Linked DNA regions of Mus musculus: region 1 is linked to region 2. A link is a loop called in an ENCODE intact Hi-C map of the cell type or tissue named here. Cell type or tissue: heart. All regions are shown on one strand. Each heading gives the region's core, and the rest is flanking DNA. Links, peaks and the distances in the headings are about the cores only.

Evidence for each region. Peaks named below come from ENCODE experiments on the same cell type or tissue, not always from the same donor. Only the 100,000 strongest peaks of a DNase experiment are listed, where the experiment ranks them.
Region 1: it touches region 2 in a loop (2.1-fold over the local background); 6 of 42 quality-filtered maps call a loop at or near these places.

Annotation. Positions count from the first base shown.
Region 1 is chr4:134,729,592-134,741,985 of GRCm38, reverse strand. It overlaps a transcript of Ldlrap1 not described here. Among named protein-coding and RNA genes, the nearest start is that of Man1c1, 31 kb to the right of the region's middle. In heart, for the core only: a CTCF peak has its summit at 6,867; DNase peaks (open chromatin) are centred at 5,615, 6,484, 7,145 and 7,705; H3K4me3 peaks cover 1,047 bases; H3K27ac peaks cover 1,827 bases.
Region 2 is chr4:134,786,171-134,798,564 of GRCm38, reverse strand. No RefSeq gene overlaps it. Among named protein-coding and RNA genes, the nearest start is that of Ldlrap1, 24 kb to the right of the region's middle. In heart, for the core only: CTCF peaks have their summits at 3,371 (motif pointing right), 4,999 and 5,204 (motif pointing left); no DNase peak of the experiment used is centred there.

The DNA.
Region 1 (12,394 bases), core at 4,777-9,776, 59 kb after region 2:
TGGTGGGTCTGCTAAGTGCGGAATGGTCCAGGTGGACCTCACGAGAAGAAGTAGAAAGTTGAAGATGCTCTTGATGGCTCGGTAGCTCTGCTTTTGGGGGCCCTGTGTGAGCCACTCCATGACCAGGTGCCCAGGCACTTCCTGACTCCGTATGGTAATGACTGAATCAAGGCAGAAGTAGAAGGCTTCTGGGAGCCTTCTGAAGAGGTCAGGAGCCGCAGGTCACAGGCAGCACAGGAATTTGCAGGTCATCAAGGCCCTGGTTCCACACTTCCCAGCAGGCACAAGTTGTAGTGTGCTGGGTCTTCCTTACTCCCAGAGGGCAGCCCTGCAACTCCTGAGCTGCTTTGGCGAACCTCTGGTGTCTAATTCTACATCCTGACCAAAGATGTTGCTTTCCAAAATGTTCTCAAATAAAGGTTCTGGAATCTGTGTGTGTGGTGTGTGTGTGTGTGTACGCGGACATGGATGTATCAGGTTGCGGTGCCCATGCGGAGATCAGGAATCAACTGTCCTCTCTGCCCACCTTTACGTGCGTCCCAGGGATGGAAGTCATGCCATTGGACTTAAGGGGAAGCATCTGCCAAGTCTAGACTCTTACTGCCAGGAGATGCCTTTGTTAACACTTGGGAGTGAGAGCCTCCATGGGCATAGGACTTTGCCTACAGCTGAGAGACGTGCTGAGATAATGACCCGTATATCCAAAAGCCCCTTGAGCTCTTAATGGAGGGGCCAGAGCTGTAGGAAGTGAGTAAGACAGGAGGTTGGGGGAGGGCCCTGAGGAAAGCGCCAGTGTGGAGGGGCATCAGCTTGTAGCCCTCTCAGGGACCCAGGGCTGTCTGCAGCTCAAAGCTGCTAATCCAGGTACCTGGGTGAGAGTGAGCTGTTGCCACACAGCGTGAGTGGGGTGCTCTGAGCCCCTGGTCTGGCACAAGTTCGCTGCACACATGACTCAAGTAGCCTGTTTGCTTGTTTGGAGGATAGGATGCTGTCAGTCAGTGTGAGGATTCGTGAAAAGCCACCGAGTTGAGCCTCCCAAATGAGTCTCTTAGCTCTGCTAGAATCCCGTTTTGTGGCTGTCACTACTGGCTGCTTTATAAATGGTTTAGGACATTCTCGGGGAGACCAGGGTAAGAACCACTCAAAATATCAGAACTGAGGAGTCGGTCTGTCCTGTGAACTTCTATCTGGATGCCACCCCAGTATAGATACTGCTCACCCCTCTCCAAGTGTGAGCCCGTAGGAAAGATGAGTCGGCTGTCTTAAAGACATTCAATCTCTGAATATTTCAGGTAGAAGATGCATGGGGCTGGAGAGATGGCTCAGCAGTTAAGAGCACTGACTGCTCTTCTGAAGGTCCTGAGTTCAAATCCCAGCACACATGTGGCTCACAACCATCTGTAATGAGATCTGACGCCCTCTTCTGGTGCGTCTGAAGACAGCTACAGTGTACTTATGTATAATAATAAATAAATCTTTGTAAAATGTAATTTTAAAAAAAGATATATAAAGAGCACCTGCTTAGAGAGCTGTGGGAGGGGAGGGTGTGTATGTACCCCTCAGTGTTCCAAGTGTGACAGGGTCGGAGCAGCTGCTGCCAACCAGCTGTCCACCCTTTGGTCTTCACATTGCAGAGTTGGGAGAGGCCAGTGGAGGCTTCAGACAAGGCTTGGATGGCAGGGAAAGGATGCGCAAAGTGTCCAGCCCTTGAGATCCAGGGGGTCACACCAGCAGGAGGGGAGGGGCCTGGGAGTGAGGAGCTCAAGAAGAGCTGGGTGCCAGGATCACACTGAGTATTGGCATGCGTTCTGCACCACTCCTCATGATTGTTAGGGAAACCCTGAGTCTCAAAGGTGAGATGTTTTAACCCTGGGCTGAGGCACACAAGCCGGGCCTGTCTCAGGCAGTCTCAGGCTGGCTGGGGTCAGAGCTGCTCACTCAGGACAGAATGATGGAGCATCGGCCCCATGCCAGATATGTTAGGTGCTTGGAAAATGGCGGCCAACCTAGTGTCAACAGCCCTCAATCCACACATGGAGTTTGCGTCCTATGAGGGGATGGGGCTATAGACTCTGCTTGCAAACAGGCACTATGGTGTCTTCACTGAAGGCAGCAGAGGGAGGGAGGTGGGGGTGGGGGAAGCAAGACTCTACAGGGGAGAAGAGAGCTGCTAACTAGATGGGAGGGGGAGGAGACATCAGATAGAGTGGGAGTGGGTTGGGAGGTGGAGAGGGTAAAGTGACAGGTGTCACAGTTTCTCTGGTTTCCCAGCTGTTCAATCCAGAAGAAAGTCGGGCACATGACAAGGCGTTTGTCTTGGTGTCGCTCTCTAGTCTGTGGGGTCTGAGAAAAGTCAAGGTGTGTCCTGCAATCTGGAGGCCCTATGGTCTTCAGCCCTAACAGCCTGCTTGAGAGGCTCTGATATAGGGATCTCTCTCTCTCTCTCTCTTTTTTTTTTTTTTTTGTTTTTTTTTTTGTTTTGTTTTTTTGTTTTTTTTTTTTTTTTGTTGTTTCTCTGTATAGCCCTGGCTATCCTGGAACTCACTTTGTAGACCAGGCTCACCTCAAACTCAGAAATCTGCCTGCCTCTGCCTCCAAAGTGCTAGGATTAAAGGTGTGTGCCACCACCGCCCAGCTGATATAGGCATCTCAAATGACATTTTTTGGTCAGGAAAGCAAGTGCTAGATTCTGTGTGTTATAGTTATGTGGATCCTAATGGGGCACATGTATGTGAGTTAGGGCACAGATAGGCATGTATGTTTGTGTCTGTGAGCATCTCTTGTTGGGGGGGGGGTGCCCAGAGTTATGCTTTCTTTCCTTTGGTCTTTTGAGACAGCGTCACTGTGTAGCCTTGGCTGCCCTGGAACTCAGAGAACTGCCTGCCTCTCTCTACCTCCTGATGGTTAATAGAGGCATGTTCTACTCTTCCGACCGCAGCTCTTGTGTCTTCTCTGGGCTGTAGTAGGGGCTCCTGGGACCTTGGCAGACACGGACTTTGGGACTTGAGGGTTAGCCCCTTGGGAATCTGACAGCTGAAACAGAGGCCCAAACTCTGGTCCCCAGATGCAGAGTCATAAAACTGGAGACTGGCAATCCCTATACCTCCAGTTCCCAGTCATAGCGGGACCCTCCCCTCCCAGTTGGGAAGACTGAAGGTTTGGGCTCCACCAATCCTAAGTGAATCTACAGAATAACCAGGACATCCGCACTGTGGCAAAACCAGTTAGAAGCCCAAGGGTTCTGGGTTCCTAGCCTACTCTTGTCCCTTGTCCCATAACCTTAGTCAAACAGTGACTCAGTGTTCTCCCCTGTAGAATGGGAACCTACCTCATACTTTAGGCATGAAGTAGAGGTGAGTGTCTGAGTGTGCCAGGCACAGCTTTTTCCACAAGTCACCTCATCCAGTTTCCAGCCCCATCCTCTAACGTGGAACTGTTCCCATCCCGCTTAGGACCAGAGAGGTAAAGGTACTTGGCCCAAGTCACTCAGCGGAAAGGGGCCAGGCAGCCTGAGATGCTGCCTCTCAGACCTGATACCTAGCTAACTGGGGACATTAGATCAAGAGTGGCCATTAGAGCTCAGAGAGATGAAGTGACTTGGATCGCCCAGGCAAGAAAGGGTGAAGTCCAAGAAGAGGCCAGATGTAACTGTAACTATCTGCCAGTCTCTTGGTTGTGGCCTGGTGTCTTCCTCACTCCCAGCCAGCCTGCCGTTAAAAAGTGAAAGCTTCAGACTGAGAAGAACCCGAGAAGGACTGGGCCTTCCTCTTTAGATGCCTGCATGGTTAACAGACCCCAGTTCTGTGCCAGGGGTCATGGGATGCCTGGTGTGGTGTAGAGGAGGCTGCATACCCTCACACGTAGGTATCAGGGAGCTAAGAGACTTCTGTCTGTAGCCGAGAGAAAAAGGGAGGCTGGACCAGAGGAGGCCTCAGCTGAGCCAGTGTCTGGCCATGTCTTTGTGAGGGTGGTGGTCAGACCCACCCACTGAGCCCCCCCCCCCCCCCCCCCCGGCAGCAGAGCCCCTCACCCTACACCGACATTGTCTGAGATCAGGAGAGAGCACATCCCGAGTGCCATTTTATCGCTAGAAGTTTGTCGATTCAGCTCATTACACTTAATTAGAATTATTTAATTAGAATCTTAATAAAAGAGTAAAGCAGGAAGGAGGCTGGGAGCGGAGGTGAGGAGATCCGTGCTGGGCCTGCGAAGCAGCAGACGCAGCTGGGGAAGTGCGGGTGCAGGGGCTGTGAGGGATGGGGGAAACCTGCTTGCACAGAGCATCTGTAGCAGGTAGGGCCACTGCAGCTCAGGAGCTGTCAGTGGAGGGCGGAGGGGGTGGTCTGGACTGGGCCTCATCTCTTCTTTACCAGATGCCAAGCCCTGGGCTAGGGGAGTGGGCATGTGGTATGGGGCCCCATTTCCGGTCCCTGAGGGACACAGTTCACAGACGAGAAGAGACGCTTACAGAGAGAACAAACTAGAAGTCAGATGTTTTTACAGATGGTGTGGGAGACAGAGCCATTGCCGCCCAGAGGTGAGATACCTGCTCTGGCTGGGGTTCACATAGGGATAACTACACAGAGACCCGAGCGCTGAGTTGTAGGTAGACAAGAGGGGGGTTTGGGGGAAGTGTAGGGAAGGGTGATGGAAAATGAAGCGTTGCTTCAAAGGGGGGTGCAGAACACAGTAGAGGACTTTGTCACCCTTGGAGCCTCTTTTTCCTCATCTATGGGAGATGGTAGCAATGGAACCCACCTCACACGGCTCTTGCATGGAGAAGCTGAGCTGATGCCTGCATAGCACGTAGGCCAGAGCTGGGCAGTGGCCAGGAGCATGAGCTACGACATTCGTGTGGCGATGTCTCTTTAAGTGGTCAGTTACACCGGTCTAAAGCACAGAGTTACCAGCCTGGAAGTCTGAAGCTCGGAGATACTGGGAGAGGTTGTAGGTGTGTGGGAGCCACCCCAGCAGGTGTGGCAGCGTGGCTGCTGGCTGTCCCCTTTAGCTCATCTTCTTCGCTTATTCCTCCAAGAGGCTTTTGTGGTTCACCACCTTTGGCTTCTCAGGGGAAACAGTCTACAGCATGGCTTCAGGGATGATCCCAGAGACCAAGCCAACAAAGCTATAGAGGAAGACCTGGTTGCATGGTTAGCAGAATCTCCCGCCCCTCGCCTGGACAGTGGTGGATGGTCCGTGCTTCTCATCAGGAAGCCAGTTCTAACAAGAAACCAGAGCCGCACCACATCACCTCTCGACCCTGCGGAGTAGCATTCACTGATATGCCTGGTAACAATATGCTCGCCGGAGTTTATGTCAAGCTATAGAGAAGAGGACATCCTCCCAAATGGTGTAGGGTGCAGGCAGTCAATTGTTCTAAAACAGGGAGAGTTGGCTCCAGGGCCACTTGCTTGAAACCATCCTAGCTGGAAATCAGCAGAAATGAGAGAAAACTCCTAGCAGACTTGTGGGGCACCAGAAGCCCAGCTCCCTCCCTCCGGGTCTCACAGTTTCTGTTACTCGCAGCCAAATGTACCCCATACAGCACAAGGCCATAAAATAAGAGAAAGAGCCGAGGCTGCCCCGGGGCTGTGTGCATGTGTACAGCCGGCAGAAGAGGGAGAAGCTCTGAGCACAGCTGCCTCTGGAATTTGTCCCCGGAGAGGGATCTAACTCTACATTGGGCTTTCCACAAACCGCTCCAGTGGCAGAAAAAGGCAAGAGAATTTTTAGCCTGGTTATATAAAGTGTTTCTTGGCCCCAGGCACAGACTGGAGCTAGGATTTGAGGATTTGAACTAACTCACTCTCTCTCTCTCTTCTCTCTCTCTCTTCTCTCTTCTCTCTCTCTCTTCTCTCTCACTGTCTCCTCTCTCACTCTCTTCTCTCCCTTCTCTGTTCTCCACCCTCTACTCCTGCAGCACCCCCCCTCCCCCTTTGTCACAGAAGCAGAATCTGCCTTCAAACACCTCCTGTCCCCATGGGCTGTATGGACTGGGCCCTGCCCTCAGGCCTCTGACCTTGATGGTGGTTTTTCCCTTCCAGATGGCCACAGGCCACCATTTAATTAATGGAGTAAATGTAATTTAATTAGCTGTTTCAACACTCACTCCACACTTCGGGCCATTAGATCCACATTCCCTTGGATGTGCTGTGGGGCTTTCTCCGCCCTCTGACCTGACTAGACCAGACAGATCTTTGATTCTTCCATCTCCTCAACTTCCAAAGTCAACTTTTTTAGTGGAAAACAAAAGGAAATTACTGAAGAGACACCAAGTTGCTCATGGGATCTACGGGAAAAGCTGGCTCAGGGGAAGGTGGAGTTGAGGACAGGTTGTGGCTCCTGGCGTGGACAATGTGCCTTATGGGAAACCGTGGCCGTAAGGGATAGGGGTGCTCGCTGGGCAGCCCGGCACTGCTACTGCTCACCAACAAGTCGTTTCAGCTGTGCCCTGTGTGACACTTGTGTGTCCCTGACATGAAGGAGGTGCCTGAGAAACTGAGGTAGGGACAGGTGTGCTTCCACAGCTGGCCAGCTGGGACCAATGTCAGGTTCCCACTTAAGACAGACCTGCCTTCCTGCTCACCAGCTAAGAAAGGGGACTGAATAGTAAGAGTTAGAAACCCAGCAAACCGGGTGTTATCATTTCCACAGAGGTGGTCTCTGCTTAAATTCCAAGAGCTGAGCCTGGCAGTGGTGGCACACACCTTTAATCCCAGCACTTGGGAGGCAGAGGCAGGCAGATTTCTGAGTTCAAGGCCAGCCTGGTCTACAGAGGGAGTCCCAGGAGAGCCAGGGCTACACAGAGAAACCCTGTCTCGAAAATACAAAACAAAACAAAATTCCAAGAGCTGTTACTGGCTTCCCCACTGTGGTAGATCAGAGAAGGGCTCTGTGTTTTTGTCTGTTATTATCTCCAGGCTTGGTGGGCATGGTGACAACAGGACAATGTTGTAACCGTGAGTCCTTGCAAGCCAGGCTTCTGGAGCCTTACCAACTTCAGGGCCCGGCAGAGGCAGGCTGAGCCTGCCCGGTATCAAGCACTGTGGGCCTGCTTGGCATGGGTTTCAGCGCAAGAGGGGACCCCTATGGAGACAGTGGAAGCCACAGCAGGCCAGTTTCTCACTAGAAGCACGGGTGTGGCAGGAATATGTGTTTCCTGTTGCCTCAGGGTGTGGTGGTAGTGTGAGGATGCTGGCTACCGCCCACAATTGAGGTACTGGAGCCCACTGCGGTAAACTTGGGGCCGCTGTGCGCACTCAACCCACATCTGGGCATGCTCACAGAGCCTCCTGATGGTGGCAAAGGTCTCCTCCATCAGACTGTCAGTCCCTGAACCTGAGGCCATCTCCCCTCTCACTAGAGGCTCCTAAGGGTTAAGGGAAGCTTCCTCTTACATAGCCAGAGCTTCTGTGTACAAAGGTCTCCCACTGGCTACTGAGGATTCTGAGCACTCCTTCCTCCCGGTTAGAGGGTAGGGAAGCCATGGGGCGCACACTAGGTTCAGACATGAAGGGTGGGGCCGGCAGAACTGGGAGGAACCGGTTTATCCTGAAGGAGGTTGAGCGAGGAGTTAGGACTTGCTGAGGTAATCCTCCAGGGGGGCCATCCCCTCCACCGGAGGATGAGGTGTGACCAAAGGAATGTAGTGCCTAGGGGTAGCCCTGCTGGCCCAGGCTCAGCCCCAGGAAACGGTTGCCAGGCCCGCCCCTTGGAGGCTCCAGCCCCGCCCCTTGGAGGCTCCAGCCCCGCCCCTTGGAGGCTCCAGCCCCGCCCCTTGGAGGCTCCAGCGTTGTTCTACTTGGAGGTTTTGAGTACTTGGCCCCTGCTCCTGGTTATTGTCTCATCCTACAGAGGCTGACAGATGTGCACAGCTGGATGGGGGCGCTCAGCAAAATCCAGATGCCTCACCACAGGCCTGAGCCATAGAGCTGGGCTCTGGGTGCTAGTCCCAGCACCATCAACCTCCATGGGTCTTAGTTTCCCTATCTGTCCAGAGGGAGGGTGCCTTCATTCTTCCCTCAGACACTAACTGGGGTTTCCTTGGTCTTCTGGCCTTATTATTTGGGGTGCATGGTTTGATTTTGTATACTTCTCCTCTCTAATTTACATTAAAAAACCAATTGTTTTATTTTCATTTGTGTGTACGTATTTGTGTGTGCGCATGCATGTGCATGCCATGCGAGTGTGGGTACCTGCAAAGTCTGGAAGAGGGCATCAGATCCGCTGGGGTGGGAGTTCCTTGAATCCCGTGACATGGATGCTGGGAACTGAACCAGGGTCCTCTGGAAGAGAAGCAAACACTTAGCCAGGGAGCCACTGCTCTGCAGCTCCATGCCAGTCTCTTCAGAGGCTGAGCTCACAAGCCTGGCTAGGAAAATGAGCTTCAGTTTCACGCTCACTGACGTTTCCGCCCGCTCTGCTGGTCTTTAAGCTGCAGCTGCACTTTTTTGGATTAAGTTATTGGGTTCCATTGTCTACCACTCCTCTGCACCCAAATCCCTTCGAACCCCCAACACTCGGTAGGAGAGAAAGAGGGTGACAGGGGAAAGGGACACAGGTCTTTTTAGATTACTTCCTGATGACTAGGGATATCGAATTCTTTGGGGCAAATCGAGTCTTCTTCATCAGACTATCCAGCAACCCAACAATAACAAAAGTGGTAGGGATCACAACAGCAGAGACCAGCAGCTGTCCCAGGCTCTCGACTTTATACCCTCTTAAGAGTCCCCAGAATGCCAAATGCAAATTATCTGCAGCTGGCAAAAATCACGTCCCTTCTAGAACATGAGATAAATCATTGCGGCTGTGGACAATCTGAAGCAGCCCCATGCCCCAACCCCTGGACCAGAACAAAACATAATCACATAGCATAACTGGGTTTTTATAAGGAAACCAAAATCCTCACTACATTAAGGAGACACACATTTCTAGCCTATACCGTCTCTGTTCCTTTAACAGCTTACTTTAGTCTTCTTGCAAGGCAGGTTTACCGGCAGTAAATTCCACTATTTTTATCTTTTGCAGAAATCCTTATTTCTTCACTTTGTGCATATGCCTGTGTGATGTGTGTGCATGGTGCACACATTTGTGTGTGTGAGTGTGGCTGCACACCTGACGTGATGTGAGAGTGGAGGTCAGAGGTCAGTCTTCCTCCTACCTTGTTTGAAACTGGGATTCTTTTTGTCCTTTAGCACTGTGTAGCCCAGGCTAGCTGGTCTGCAAACTCTGGGGCTTTCTCCTCTCACCATAGGGGTGCCAGGGTCCCAGAGGTGCACTTCTGTGCATGGCATTACATCGGTTCTGAGGATTCAGACTTGGGACTTCAGTTTACCCATCATGCATCTCTCTCTTCAGCCCATCTTTCATATTTAAGGGCAAGTTCATGAGGTGCAGACTTCTTGGTTGGTGGGGCCTTTTCTTTGATCACATTAAAAATTCACACAAATGTGAATGCTTGAGACAACCTTGAGACAGGGTTTCTCTGTGTAGCCCTGGCTGTCCTGAAACTCACTCTGTAGTCCAGGCTGGCTTCCAACTCAGAGATCTACCTGCCTCTCCAGTGCTGGGATTAAAGGTGTGCCCCTCCCGCACTGCCCCCCCCCCCAGTAGTTTGCACAGGTTTTCTTTGGCCACTTCAGGGATGGTTTCCTTCATCTTTGGTTTGCTGTAGTTTGAAATCAATGTGACAGAGGTTGTCTGCTGTTTGGCTTGGCATTCCTTCATCTTTTCTCCAGGTTTGGCCTCTCACATTACTGTGGGAGAAAGTCACAATGATGACATCAAGTATTGTTTCTGGTCCGTTCTCTTGATCTTTGTCTCCTGGTATCCCCTTCACATGTGTGATACCTACTGCATTCACCCCACCACAGACACTAGAAACTCCCATAGCATCCTCCGTCTGTGTCACTCACTTCAGCAGCTAAACACTATCCTGCTTTCTGTGTGCTCCTCTGCCCTGGGCCTGTGATGGAAATGCAACCATATTCTCTGTGGTAACTCTCCCACTTAATGTAATGCCTCCCAGGATCAGTGTGGATGTCTCCCCCCTTCATCCTCCTCTCTCTGGTTTAGCCAGGACCCCTGCTGTGGCAAGGGTCAGCATGACAGCTCATTGCAGAACATGTGTGGAGTCTCTGGTATCCTGGCCCCCACAGTTTACCTATGTTACTCCTTAGCTGCTTCCCCCTCCCCACTCCTACCTGCAGCTACCAGCCTGTGGCTCCTGCTGTTAAGACCCCATGCTTCCCGGGCGGGCGCTGGGAGTCCTCTTAGGTGGGTGTTGGGAGGCTGTATGAGCTCAGCACCTTTCTGTGACCCCTGCTGAGCCTCAGCACATGGTAGGCCCCAGGCTGGCTGTTGTCCTTTGACCACAATGGTTCTCTATTCTCTTCTTACACTTCTCTTTTCTGAGGCTGCCCAAGGGAGGGGACAGCCTCCCATACCAGACAGTATCCCCGGAAAATGTATTTGCTTTTTCTATAAAAATCTATTTTTAGATATATTTACTTTATTTCATGTGTATGACTATTTTTGCTTGCCTATACGTCTCTTCATCATGTGTGTGCCTGGAAACTGGAGTAACGGATGGTTGTGAGCTGCCCTTTTGGTGCTGGGAATCAAACCTGGATCCTCTGCAAGAAGTGCTCTTCAGCCGGGCATGGTGGCATACACCTTTAATCCCAGCACTTGGGAGGCAGAGGCAGGTGGACTTTTGAGTTCGAGGCCAGCCTGGTCTACAGAGTGAGTTCCAGGACAGCCAGGGCTACACAGAGAAACCCTGTCTCGGAAAAAAAAAAGAAGTGCTCTTCACTGCTGCATGGTCTTTCGGAGACCCACATTTTGTTTTCTTGATACCTTTACCTCTGGGATTGGCTGGTGGGAAAATCTAGTGAGAATCTTGATTTTTTTGAAAAACACAGACATATGGGAATATGTCTTCATTTTGATCACAGATACGGGATATGGGGCTGCTTCAGACTGTCCACAGCAGCTGACTAGGAGTTAGCCTTGTGCTCTAAGAGGGGTGTGGTTTTGCTAGCCACAGACAATTTTGGAGATTGTGTGACCTTTGGAATTCTGGGGACACTTCAGAGGGTCTATAAATGCTAGGGCCCTGAGAGGCAGGGTGGGCTGTTGGCTGGTTGCTATTAGTTAAGTAGTTGTGTGCAAAGGAACTAGAAGAAGAAATTAGATATTCTGCTGGGTGAAAATCAAACTGGCCTAAAGGAACTTGATGCTCCTAATCAGCAGGAAGTAGTTTAAAGATAACGTCACCCCCTTTCCCCTCTATCCTTTTTATCCTCTCCTGTCTCCTGTTAGTGTGTTGAAAGGGTGGAAGAGAAGGGGTAGAGACAGGTGGAAAGTGGTTCTGGGTCTCACTTCTCACCCTGGGCTGTCCAGGTGCCTGCTGCACATGGGGTGGGAAAGGATAGAGGAAGGCGGAACCGGTGGATCAGCAGGACCTCAGGATGTCGATCCAGCTTCGAGGTCCCTTAGAAGGCATTCAGTGAAACACTGTGTGCGTAATAGCTCCAGGGCGCTTAGAGACCTCGGGAAGTGAGAAGGGGTGTGTCAGCTGAAAGAACTTTGGCTGAGGCTTGCAGAGCTGGGAACACCTCATTTGCATGGGAATGCCTCATTTGCATGGAGAGGCATTCCAAAGGCCTGCAGGGCAGGAGAATGGGAGTTGAACCAAAGACCAAGTAACGTTCCTCAGATAGAGGATGTGGGGGTCAGGCTCCCTAGATAAGGTCAGGCAGAGAAGAGGAAGCCCTGCTGAAAACGGCAGTCCTCCTTTTTGTGCAGAGCTCGGGGAGCTGTCCAGTCATGGTATACAACGACCTTTACAGCAACAAGGTTTCTCAACAATGGAAGAAAGAAGAACCAACAGAGTAGTCAGTCTGGCTACAGAAAATCTTCAGTTTCACATCTCTGAGGAATCCCTGTCCCCAGTCTTTTGAAAATGGAGAGGGAGGGTGGTCAGTTGCTCTCTCAGTGAGCTCTAGAAGGAGCGTCCTGCTGCCCCAGTCTGATGGCTTAGCAATGTTCTTGTGCGGGGCATGAAACCCAGGGCTTTGCATGTATTCAACTACTGAGCCACACCCCATCCGCATAAATACTCCGCTATGCCTCTGATCCTCATTATCCATTCAAGAAGCAAAGGGACACCCCTTCTCCTGCCCATCCCATAATCCCAACCAGTAGTCCCAACATTACTTCAGAATTAATATGAATGATTGGCTTCTGCAGGGCAAACCAGGAGGAGAAGGAGTGTGTGTGTGTGTGTGTGTGTGTGTGTGATGGCAGCCCCACTAGCGCTTGCAGACCACTTCGCCTCTGCTTCCCCTTATCTCACAGATACAAGAGGAAATGATGCCAGAGGTCGTCTCCC
Region 2 (12,394 bases), core at 2,383-7,382:
TTTGAGTTGCATAGAATCTCAGACATTTAAAATTGGGAGAGCCAGGTGATGCGGGTGATGGTGGCAAGTGCCTTTAATCTCAGCACTTGGAAGGCAGAGGTAGGCAGAGCTCTGTGAGTTCGAGGACAGCCTGGTTGACAGAGCAGGTTCCACGACAGCTGGGGCTACACAGAGAAACCCTGCCTTGAAATGAGAGAGAGAGAGAGAGAGAGAGAGAGAGAGAGAGAGCAAGTTCTATCAATCATCTATCATTTATCTGTCAACTATGTATTTATCTATTGATTATCATCTGTCTGTCTATCTATCTGTAATCCATTTAGAGATAGTATCTTGCTATGTAGCGTCCAGGCTGGCCTTGAACTCTGTTACCCACCGCTTTGGCATCTCAACAGCTGGGATGACAGACAGGCTTGAGCTCCCATGCCTGATACATTTGTTTTTGAAACTGTGTCTCTGTGTAGAGCAGGCTAGCCACAATCCCCATCCCTTCTGCCTCTGAGTGCTGCTACTGTGGGCTCTTGGACCATACCTGGCCAAGGATTTGGAGTGTCTGTTCAAACACCTGCATACCCAGCCCACTTCTGTACTCCCTGCAGGCCCTGGGAGAGGCGGGGCCGTGGCTCCCACTCTGCCTGCTTGGTGGATTACCTAGGGCCTGGTATCATGCCCTTTTCTACCAACCTGACATCTGGGCTGAATTGAGCTGTGTGGTTTTTGGCAGCAGGGTTGGAAAACGGACTAGAGGACAGGGCTTGAGAGCGACCTTCTGTCCCGGTGACTTGGGGCCTCAGAGGAAATAAATTCTGGTGGCTGGAGCTGGAGAAGTTGGAGCTAGACTCGGTCTCTCACTTCCCCCAGTCACTGAGCTTCTCTCTAGGCCCCAGCCTCCATTTCTCTCAGTCACATCTCTTACAGTGATGTTTACCAATGTCACCTAGCCCAAGAAGGTCCGTGAACATCACCTGCATTGGTGATTTGTAGGCTTCATCGACTGAGGCTTGCTCTCCTTTGCTGTCTTGCCCAAGCTGGCCTCAAATTCCTGGGTTCAAGTGGTCCTCTGGCCTCAAGCTTCTGACATAGCTGGGACCACAGGCATGCACCACCATAACTGGCTTTATCTCAGGTTTTCCGATAATAAACCATAGGATCTGTGGCCAGGAGAAGCTCAAAGGGGACAGAGGCAGAGCAAGCACTGTGCTGTCAGGAAAGGTGAGGAAGCCAGCCAGAGAGAGAAAGCAGCCAGCCAGCAGGGCAGTTGGCTGGCAGGAGCTGCCCCTGCCATGAGTCTGTGTGTTCTGGGCTGGTGAGAGTCAGAGCTGCCTCTGAGGCCCAGGTGGATGGGCATGGCTCCCCACAGGGACCACGGGCTCCCTCACCATCAGGCAGGGATAATAACTCCGTCCCTCCTTGCTGTGGCCTGTACTAAGTTGTGGCCAAGAGCAGAAGTGTCAAATATATCTGGAACTCAGCCTCCTGCTTTCTACAAGAACAGTTGTCCTGGTTAAGAAGAGGGACAGCTGGGGGAAGTCAAAGCCAGCCCTCAGGTCTGGTGGTGACACAGGACTGTCTTCCTGTGTCAGTCAGGAAAATCTAGGGCTGCTTGTTACTACAGCCAAAAGGACTTACACAGAGAAAGTGCCTGCTCAGGTCCCCTGTGGCCGAACTCCAGGCTAGAGATCAGGAACCTAGGAAGGAGATTCAGGACCTTGCCAAGGTCCAAATATGCATGTCTCTGCCTAGTTCCTATGTTGACATCCCAGCCCCCAAGTGATGGCACTGGGAGGCGCGTTCAGCAAGTGATTAACTCTGGAGCCACGCCCTTTTCTCAGGACAGCATAGAGGGAGACTGCTCTAACCAGTTACCACATCTGAGATGTTTTCCTCCTGAACTTACCACGTGTCAGACAGTTGGGGGGAGGGGGGACACCCAAACACTTCAGTTTCCTGGAGGGGACAGTCTAAAGCATACAGAGACTAGGAGCTTTTACAAAAAAAAAAGAGGACCTCTCCCAGGCAGGCTGGGGGTGGGGTGGGGGTTCATGATCCCAGCTACTCAGAGGCTGGGGGTGGGGGGGCGGGAGATGCCATCTCAAGGCCCCAGTGGGCTACAGAAGTGAGTTCTCAGGCAGCCCAGGCAACTTAGAGGGGGCAGGTGACTCAGATTAAAAAGGGAAGGGAGCTGGGGATCTAAGCCCAGTGGCAGAGCATTTGCCTAGCATGTGTGAGCGCTGCTTCAATCCTTAGCTGCAACAAGAGCAGACCACTCTTACATATGTGCTAATATGTGCTTACATATGTGCTTACATATGTGCTTACATATGTGCTAATATGTGCTAATGGTTCCCCACAGGCATAAAGCCCGCTGTGCAGAGGCCGTGTCCGGTGGGAGGGATGGGGAAGAAAGTGGCAGGAGCTACCTCCCCAGCTCCTGTAACGAAGTGAGGGGCAGATGCTGCCTGCCAGGTTGTCAGCAAAGATGAGTTACCAGGTATTGACCATGCTCAGGAAGAGGAAGACAGATGTTACCTCAAGTTGTGGGCTGGAGAGATGGCCCAGTGGTTAGAGCACTGGTTGCCCTTCCAGGGGACCCAAGGCTCATTCTCAGCCTCTGTGACTCCACTGCAGGGGCTCTGTTGCTCTCTTCTGGCTTCCATGGGCACTGTCACATACACAGCACAGCACACAGACACAGCACACACACACACATAGCACACACATACACACACAGCACACACACACACACAGAGCACAGCACAGCACAGCACACACAGACACATAGCACACACATACACACACACACATACACAGCACAGCACACACACAGCACAGCACACACACACACACATACACACACACAGCACACACACACACACACACAGCACACACACACACACACACACACATACACAGCACACACACACAGCACAGCACACACACACACACATACACACACACACAGCACACACACACACAGAGCACAGCACAGCACAGCACACACACACACACAGCACACACATACACACACAGAACACACACACACACAGAGCACAGCACACACACACATACACAGCACAGCACACACACACACATAGCACACACATACACACACAGCACACACACACACAGCACACACACACAGAGAACAGCACACACACACACACACCTACACAGCACAGCACAGCACACACACACACCTACACAGCACAGTACAGCACACACACACACATACACAGCACAGCACACACACACACACACACACAGCACACACACACACACACACACACATAATGAGGTAAATATTTTTCACTTTTTAAAAAAAAAATTATGTATGAGTGCTCTATCTGCATGTACACCTGCATGCCAGAAGAGGGCATCAGATCCCATTATAGATGGTTGTGAGCCACCATGTGGTTGCTGATAATTGAACTCAGGAGCCCTGGAAGAGCAGACAGTGCTCTCAAATGCTGAGCCATCTCTCCAACCCATATTTTTCACTCTTAAAAAAACTTTTATTGGGGTTGGTGAGATGGCTCAGTGGTTAAGAGCATTGGCTGCTCTTCCAGAGGTCCTGAGTTCAATTCCCAGCAACCACATGGTGGCTCACAACCATCTGTAATGGGATTTGATGCCCTCTTCTGGTGTGTCTGAAGACAGCTACAGTGTACTCATATACACAGGATAAATAAATCCTTTAAAAAAAAAAAACTCACTTTTACCAGGCATGGTGGCACATGCCTTTAATCCCAACACTTGGGAGGCAGAGGCAGGCAGATTTCTGAGTTTGAGGCCAGCCTGGTCTACAAAGTGAGTTCCAGGACAGCCAGAGCTACACAGAGAAACCCTGTCTTGAAAAACCAAAACCATAAAATTAAAATAAATAAATAAATAAACCCACTTTCATTATTTTTATTTTATGTGTATGGTATTTTGTCTGCATGTGTGTCTGTGGACCACGTGTGTGTCTGGTGCTCATGAAGGCCAGAAGAGGGCACCAGGTCCTCTGGAGCTGAGTTACAGACAGTTGTGTGTCCCTCTGTGAGCGATAGGAATTGAACCTGGGTACTCCAAAAGAGCAGCCAGTGCTCTTAACCACTGAGCCATCTCTCCAGCCCAGCCCCTCCCCAATAAAATAAATCTTTTTTTTTTTTGAAGATTTATTTATTTATTATATGTAAGTACACTGTAGTGTCTTCAGACACTCCAGAAGAGGGAGTCAGATCATGTTACAGATGGTTGTGAGCCACCATGTGGTTGCTGGGATTTGAACTTCGGACCTTCGGAAGAGCAGTCGGGTGCTCTTACCCACTGAGCCATTTCACCAGCCCCAAAATAAATCTTTTAAAAAAACAATGGGTCGTCAGGGAAGAATGGAGCATGTGTATCATGGGTGACTTACTTTAAAATATCCTGATTCGCAGCTATTGCAGAAGACCTGAGTTTGATTCCCAGCATCTTGGGAGGCAACTACAGGGTGGCAGCTTGCAGCTGTTTCTAACTCCAGTCCAGCAGATCTGGGACCCTCTTTTGGTCTCCATGGGTACCAGACATGCACTTGGTATATAGACATATATACATGCAGGCAAAACACTCATACATTTAAAACTTTAAAATCTTTAAAAATTAAACAATAAGATTTATATAGCTATAATTTTAAAAAACAACAACACATTTCAGTGTAGAGCTGGAAAGGTGGCTCAGTGGTTAGGAACAGTGGCTGTTCTTACAGAGGACCTGAATTCAGGTCTCAACATCGACTCTGGGCAGCTCCCAACCACTTGTCTCTCCAGCTCAAAGGGATTGTACGCCTTCTTCTGGCCAATGCAGATACTACATGTTACTCCCCACCCCTATCACACACCAGAGAGACATCAAATAATCTTTTAAAATCGTGTATGTGACTCTGGGTATGCCTATGTCACAGTGTACCCGGGGAGGTCAGAGGAGAATCTTCTGTGTATACCAGGCTAGATGGCCCATTAACATCTGGAGTCTTCTGCTTCCCAATTCTCTGTAGAAACTCCGGGATTCTAGAAGCACACCACCCTATTTGGCTCTGGGGGACAAACTTCATGTACAGCGGTCATGTCACCCATTGGGCCATCTCCCCAGCCAGAAAGTCTTTAAAGACTTTGTCTTGAAAACTAAGTGAATTTTTTCTTTTTAATCAAGTTCAATCTGAGTGGCCATGTTATACCGCCACCTGGTGGCAGCATACTAAAGTCACAGGTTTGATTTGAATCGGGATGCATGAATATCACAAAGCCCCGTTTTTTTGGATGCAACTAGAGGTATCAGAGCCAGACCTTCACCCGTTGCTGAAGTCCACTTCCCTAGTTGAGCTCCCAAGTTCACAGCTGCTTTCTTTGTTGTTTGTTTGTTTGTTTGTTTGTTTTGAGTCAGGGTTTCTCTGTGTAGCCCTGGCTATCCTGGAACTCACTCTGTAGACCAGGCTGGCCTCGAACTCAGAAATTCACCTGCCTCTGCCTCCCGAGTGCTGGGATTAAAGTCGTGCACCACCACACCCGGCTGCTTTCTTTGTTTCTGAGCCACAGTCTCTATTTTCTAGACAGGAACCCATCCTGGTTCTTCCTCCTGGTCTTGTCCTCCAGCGGAGAGTCCCAGCCCACTCCAGCTGTGCACCAGAGCAAGGCCTGGTCTAGAGAGAGCTCTCTTGTTCATTCTATTACGTGTCTGTCTTAGCATTCTATTGGGACACCGTGACCAAGACAACTCTTATAAGAGAGCACCTAGCCGGGCAGTGGTAGTGCACACCTTTAATCCCAGCACTTGGCAGGCAGATTTCTGAGTTTGAGGCCAGCCTGGTCTACAAAGTGAGTTCCAGGACAGCCAGGGCTACACAGAGAAACCCTGTCTTGGAAAAAAAAAACCCACACAAGAGAGACCCCTTAATTTGGGGCTTGCTTATGGTTTATAGGACTAGTCCCTGATCACCATGGTGGTGGGTATGGTGGCATGAAGGCAGGCATGGTGCTGTGAACTAGCTAAGCGCTTTACATCCCAATCCACAAGCAGCAGGTTGCGGGGCAGGGCACTGGTCCTGACTTGGACTTTTGAACCTGTAAACACCTGGTGACACCCCAATTCCCACAAAGCCACACCTCCTAATCCTTCCCCAAGCCCATGGGGACTTTCTCAATCAAACCACATCTCTCTTTCTATAAGACTAGGTGGGGTGGTGCATGAAACCCTGGCAGGGAGTACCAGAGGCAAACACCATGAGGGACTTTACTCTAAAAGGCCCTCTGTCTGAAAAGCAGAGGCTGTGCTCTACCTGGAGTCCCCTCACATCTGCCTTTGGATCCCCTCCCTGCTCCCAACCCAAAGGACTAAGGACTAAGTGAAAGCTACCCACTAGCCTGGCATTTACAGAGCAGCGCCCCCCCCCCCCATGGGAATAACTCACCAGGGAAGGGAAGAGAAGCCCTGTAGCTGGGTGTCCCCAACCTTGGCAGCCACCAAAGATGCCCTGAAACCTGGAACACCAGCCTTTCAGTTACTGCTGGGGCCAGGATCCTGGGTGGCCCTGGGATAAGTCACACACTCATTTGAGCCTTGACTTGTTCACCTCTAAAAGGGGACAGAGAGTGCCTCTCCCGACAGTGGCTGCAGGGTGCAGGGCTGAGCAGGCCAATCGTCTCCCTCCCCTGCATCCTTGGAGACATTTGAAGGAGCTGCTTCGTCCGTGATGAGAGTCCATGGGGCACCCCACGGTGGCTGTGGGCCACCAGCAGTGAATACTCTGCTATCACTATCTTCCCCAGTGAAGCAAATTTCAAGTGAGGTCACCATGGTAACCCAGACGTTGCAATGTGACCAAAATTTTCAATTGCATTGTCCAGTCTATCACCTTCTGGAGGAAGAGAAGGAAGGAGGCCTCAGTGCCTCTCCGTGATAGCTGCCACTGGGGCGTGGAATCTTCCGGAAAGAAGGGATCAGGTGGGTACAGGGTGGGACCAGAGTGGAGCTGGAAGGCCTTGGGGACTCTGAAACAAGGCCTGGGCAGAAATTCACTGGCTTCTAGTACCAGCCTAGGCACCGTCTTGCTCTGCAGCTCCTGACTGCTTTCTTGCCCTCTCTGGGCCTCTAGGAGAGCCTCACCCAAGAGTATTTCTTCAAGGACCAGAGAGGTGACAAAACTAGTCAGCCAGGCCAAGGAACTTGGCAGCATGGGGTTCCCATCTGGGTCTGTCCCCTCGCTCATCCTCTCTCCTGAAGTAGGAAATGGGCCTTTGCGGCCAGCATAGTAAAGGATACCATTGAGCTGGGCCTGGCGTTGCAAACCCCTCTGTTTGGAAGGCTGAAGCAGGAGAATTTCTAGTTGGAGGCTTTTCTGGGCTATAGAATCTGGACACCTCAGACCATGGCTCAAAACAAAAAGTCTAAAGTGGCCAGGCAGCCCCACCTGGTGGACTGTCTTTGGCCTCTTGGTCTGCAGCTCTTCTCTTGCCCCTCCTCCTCCCTCTGCTCATGGTCTGGTTCAGTGTGCCAGCCAGCCATGTTCAGCCTGGATGACTCCACTACCTGCCTTCTCCCTCTATGTACACTGAAAATCATCCCCAGGTAGACCAGAAGTTCAAAGTCATCCTTGACTAGATAATGAGTTCAAGGCTAGCCTGGGCTACATGTGAACAATCTCAAAAAATATATAAGTAATTGAAATGTAAAAGTAGATAATGAGTTCAAGGCTAGCCTGGGCTACGTGTGAACAATCTCAAAAAATATATAAGTAATTGAAATTTAAAGGTAAAGAGTGAAAAGGAAGGCCGGTGTAACTCAGTGGACGAGCACACGGGGCTATATCAGCCCCAGAACCATGGCAACAACCACAGCGAATGGGCACCAGCAGCACACTTGTGACACCCATTTAATGTCCTAACCTCTGCACTGTCCCTGACCCCGTGCCCCGGGGCAGAGGAACCTGGATGTGGTGGGTCTGGGTGCCCATGGTGCAGGTAGTTATGAGGAACTAGGAACAGAGATGGAAGCAGGCTGCTGCCCCAGCCTCAACTCTTCCACCCACTGCCCTGTGGCCCTGGTTGCCCTCTCACAGTAGGGCCACAGAATCACATAGCTCCCCCTGATCCCCTAAAGCTCCCACCACCTTTCCTGCTGGGTCAGCACTCCACCCCACACAGCCCACTGCCAACCCCAGGCAGGCCAGGCCTGTCTGAGACAGAATGAGGCCAGGTCTGCCAAGTGATGGATAGAGTTAATAGCCAGCCATTGTCCTTGGCAGCCCTTTGCTTTGGTCCTACGTCTGCCAAGGGCTGGAGTTAGCCTGGCTAGCTGGAAAGGTGACACAGGCACAGAGGCGACCCTCCCAGGACACTAGACCTTCTAGGAGCCCAGGGGGACCCTTAACTGAACGCTCAGTATATAGGAACTCTGCTCTTTGCCTTTGCCTGTGCTCCTTGGAGCTTCAGTCTTTCCATCTGTAAGATGGGTAGATAACACTGATGCCTGCATCCTGGCTTGCTGCAGCAACTGGGTCAGGAGCAGACACGGCCTCATTTTGTAGCTTTTTGTGCACTTCTGTGATGTCTGGATCTCTGGAAGCCAGTTCCGAGCAAGAGCAAGAGGGAAGTGAGACAAGGAAGGGAAAAAGCATTAGGGGGCGCACTAGTGAGCAAGCTACAGTGTGGCTACAAAGCTACTCTGGGGCTCCACTCTGCTAGAAACAATGAAAAAAAAGAGTCCATGATAAAATGGACAGTGAACCGCAACAGAACGGTCTGTCTCTGCAGTGGGACATTATCAACCTAGGAAAATGACTGGAGCACACTACCACACAGATAAATCATACCAAGAAAGAAAGCCAGTCACAATAGGCCATGTAGTACGTCACTCTCTTTACCTGAGCTGTCCAGTACGGGTAAATCCACAGACATAGAACATACACGGATGGTTGCCAACAGATGACAGGAGGATGGAACTCGGAAGGACTGCCAAAGAGCTTTAGACTTCTATCTGGGGCACAGGGAGTAATGGGGTATGGTGGTTTGAATAGGAATTGTCCCTATAGACTTGTGTGCTTGAAAGTTTGGCCCCAGAGAGTGGCATGGTTAGAAGGTGTGGTCTTCCTGGAGTAGGTGTGTCACTGAGTAGGAGGGCTTTGAAGTCATATATGTTCAAGCTAAACCCACTATGACGTGCAGTCTCCTGATGCTGCCTGCAGATCTGGAGGTAGAACTCTGGCTCCTCCAGCACCATGTCTGTCTGGACACTGCCATGCTTCCTGCCATGATGGTAATGGACTGAACCTCTGAACCTTTAAGCCAGCCCTAATTAAATGTTGTCCTTTATAAGATTTGCCTTGATCATGGTGTCTCTTCACAGCAGTAAAACCCTAACTGAGACATGGGGGGTGATCATTTACAATATTGTAAATATACTAAAAGCCAATGAATTAAGTACTTAAAACAGGAAGGTGCTCTGAGAGGGGAAGGTGGCTAAGTGGGTAAGAGCTGTAGTCATTTAAACATGCAGACCTGAGTTCAGGTCCCAGGATCCATGTAACAAGCCGGTTGGGGGTGGCAGAGACCCAGGCCTTTAATTCCAGAATTCAGGAGGCACAGGTAGGCAGATCTCTGAGTTCTGGGCTAACCTGGTCTACAGAGTGAGTTCCAGAACAGCCAGTGCTACACAGAGAAACCCTGTCTCGAAAAAATAAACAAAACACCAAAAAAAAAAAAAAAAAAAAAAAAAAAAAAAAAAAAAAGCCCAGTGTGTGTCTCCATACATCTTAACCTCGGGGAGGGTGGGGCAGATGGGGTCATGGAGGTTCACTGGATGGCCAGCCTAGCAAGGAATGGCCTCTTCCAGCTTCAGGAAGAGACTGTCTCTAGAGACTAAGGTGGGCCGGGCGTGGTGGCACATGCCTTTAATCCCAGCACTCGGGAGGCAGAGGCAGGCGGATTTCTGAGTTCAAGGCCAGCCTGGTCTACAGATCTACAGAGTGAGTTCCAGGACAGCCAGGGCTATACAGAGAAACCCTGTCTCAAAAAAAACAAAAAAACAAAAAAACAAAAAACAAAAAAAAAAGAGAGAGACTAAGGTGGAAAATGACAGAGAGAGAAAGGGAGAGAAAGAGAGAGAGAGAGAGAGAGACCCATGTCCTTTTCTGGCCTCCAAACACTGTCCATGGGCCTCTCTACCACAGCAATTTACAGATAAAAATAAAATATTTTTTAAAAAAAATCTTCGTGCTTAAACACGCACACTAGGAGCTGGAATGCTTACCATTCTTGCAAGACGACCCAGGTTCAGTTCCTGGTGGCTCACAGCCACCTTTAACTCTGGTTCTAGGAGATGCAGTGTCCTCTTCTGGCCTTGAGGACAGCTGCACACATACAAAGCACACCTCCTGCAGGAACAACGTGCGCTTAAAGAATTTTAAGCAACAACAAAAGGCCCAATGGTATCTAACATTTCCCTCCCCACCCCTCCCCCGCCCGAGTCGCCTATCCCTCACAGACAATGTGAACTCCGTTATCTCCATCTTCTCAGTCTTCTGAGCCAGTCTGTCACCTGGTCCCTTTAAGGTGATGTGATGTTTGGCTACTCTGTAGGCACAGCTCCAGAAAGGCCAGCGATAGCAGCCGAACACCCTCAAGTCCTCATCGCCATTGGGTAAACTGGGCACTCGGGAGTGTGAGACTTGGGCCTGGAGCCTGCAGGAAGCAGGCTCACCTTCAGCCCGTGGCAGGGGTACCTCGGACTCCCCAGGCCATGTCCTGCTGTGCCCAGGACCTTGTCATCCAACCCTTCTCTAGGAGGAAAGCTGGGTGAGAGTGGAAGTGCTCATCACCCTGAGGCAGAGAAGAGCTAGACCAACACCCCAGGAGCCTCCTGGCTGTGGGATATCTTCCTTTGTCGTGGCAAAGCAGAGGACAGTCGGGACCTCACCTCTGGGTCTTCTAGATTCTTGCAGCAGATACTGGCATGCACTGTGGGCACACAGAGGGGGTTAAGGTTACTGGACCTGGAAGGACAGAGCAAGGCAGGGAGGGTAGGGGGTGGGGGTGGGGAGGGTCCCACCCAAGGTCCCATAATACTTCCTGGCCTTTTTAAAAAAGATTTATTTATTTATTTTATGTGTATGAGTACACTGTAGCTGTACAGATGGTTGTGAGCCTTCATTTGATTGTTGGGAATTGAATTTAGGACCTCTGCTCGCTCTGGCCCAAAGATTTATTTATTATTTTATACATAAGTACACTGTAGCTGACTTCAGACGCACCAGAAGAGGGCGTCAGATCTCATTACGGGTGGTTGTGAGCCACCATATGGTTGCTGGGATTTGAAGTCAGTGCTCTTACCTGCTGAACCATCTTGCCGGCCCGACACTTCCTGTTTTATCATTCAGTTCTGGCAGACAGTTGTCACCACAAAACCACACCACCAAATCCACTGGCTTCCCTTGGCGTGTGCCTGTCTGTCTCAGCGCCTCTCTCTAGACCCCGCCCCTCTGTCTCAGCGCCTCTCTCTAGACCCCGCCCCCCTCCTCTCCAGGCCCACAGGACAGACCCCTATGTCTAGAACCTTGCTGGGTCCCTTTCTATGGCCCTTTCTAAGGCTCTGCAGCTGTGCATGTTTTGAAACCCTACAGTGGATGCACAGGCCCTGCCCTCAGAGCAGTGTGTGGTCTTGTAGGAGGACAGACGTCTAATGATCCAGTTAAGAACCCACACACAGCTGGGGGTGTGGGGGTGTACACCTATTTTTCTTGTTTGTTTGTTTTTTGTTTTTGTTTTTGTTTTCTGAGACAGGGTTTCTCTGTATAGCCCTGGCTATCCTGGAACTCACTTTGTAGACCAGGCTGGCCTCGAACTCAGAAATCCACCTGCCTCTGCCTCCCAAGTGCTGGGATTAAAGGCGTGCGTCTTTAACCCGAGCACTCAGGAGGCAGAGGCAGACAGATTTCTCTGAGTTCGAGGCCATCATGGTCTACATAAGTTTGAAGCCAGTCAGGGCCACAGTCTCAAGAAATAAAACCGTAGCATCCCGACTGGGTCGCTGTGCACATGCTAGCCTGTTGCCCTGAGTGCTCAGAAGGTTCCTGGGAGGAAGGCCCTTCTGCAGTCTCCGTCCCTGGAGTAACTCCCAGGAGCTGGGGAAAGGAGCTGGGTGCTGTGGACTCCGCTGGTATTTCTTGCCTGTGTGTACGTTCTCTATGTGTGCACCTGTGCATTTTGCACAGTGCAGTGGGACATGGGGGAGTGACCCAGCACTAATGTGGAAGAGGATAGTGATGCTCCCCCCCCACACAGACACATACACACACAGAGACACACACATATACACAGACACACATACACACACATACACAGACACAGATACACACACATACTAGCCCTCTCACCCGAGCACTGGG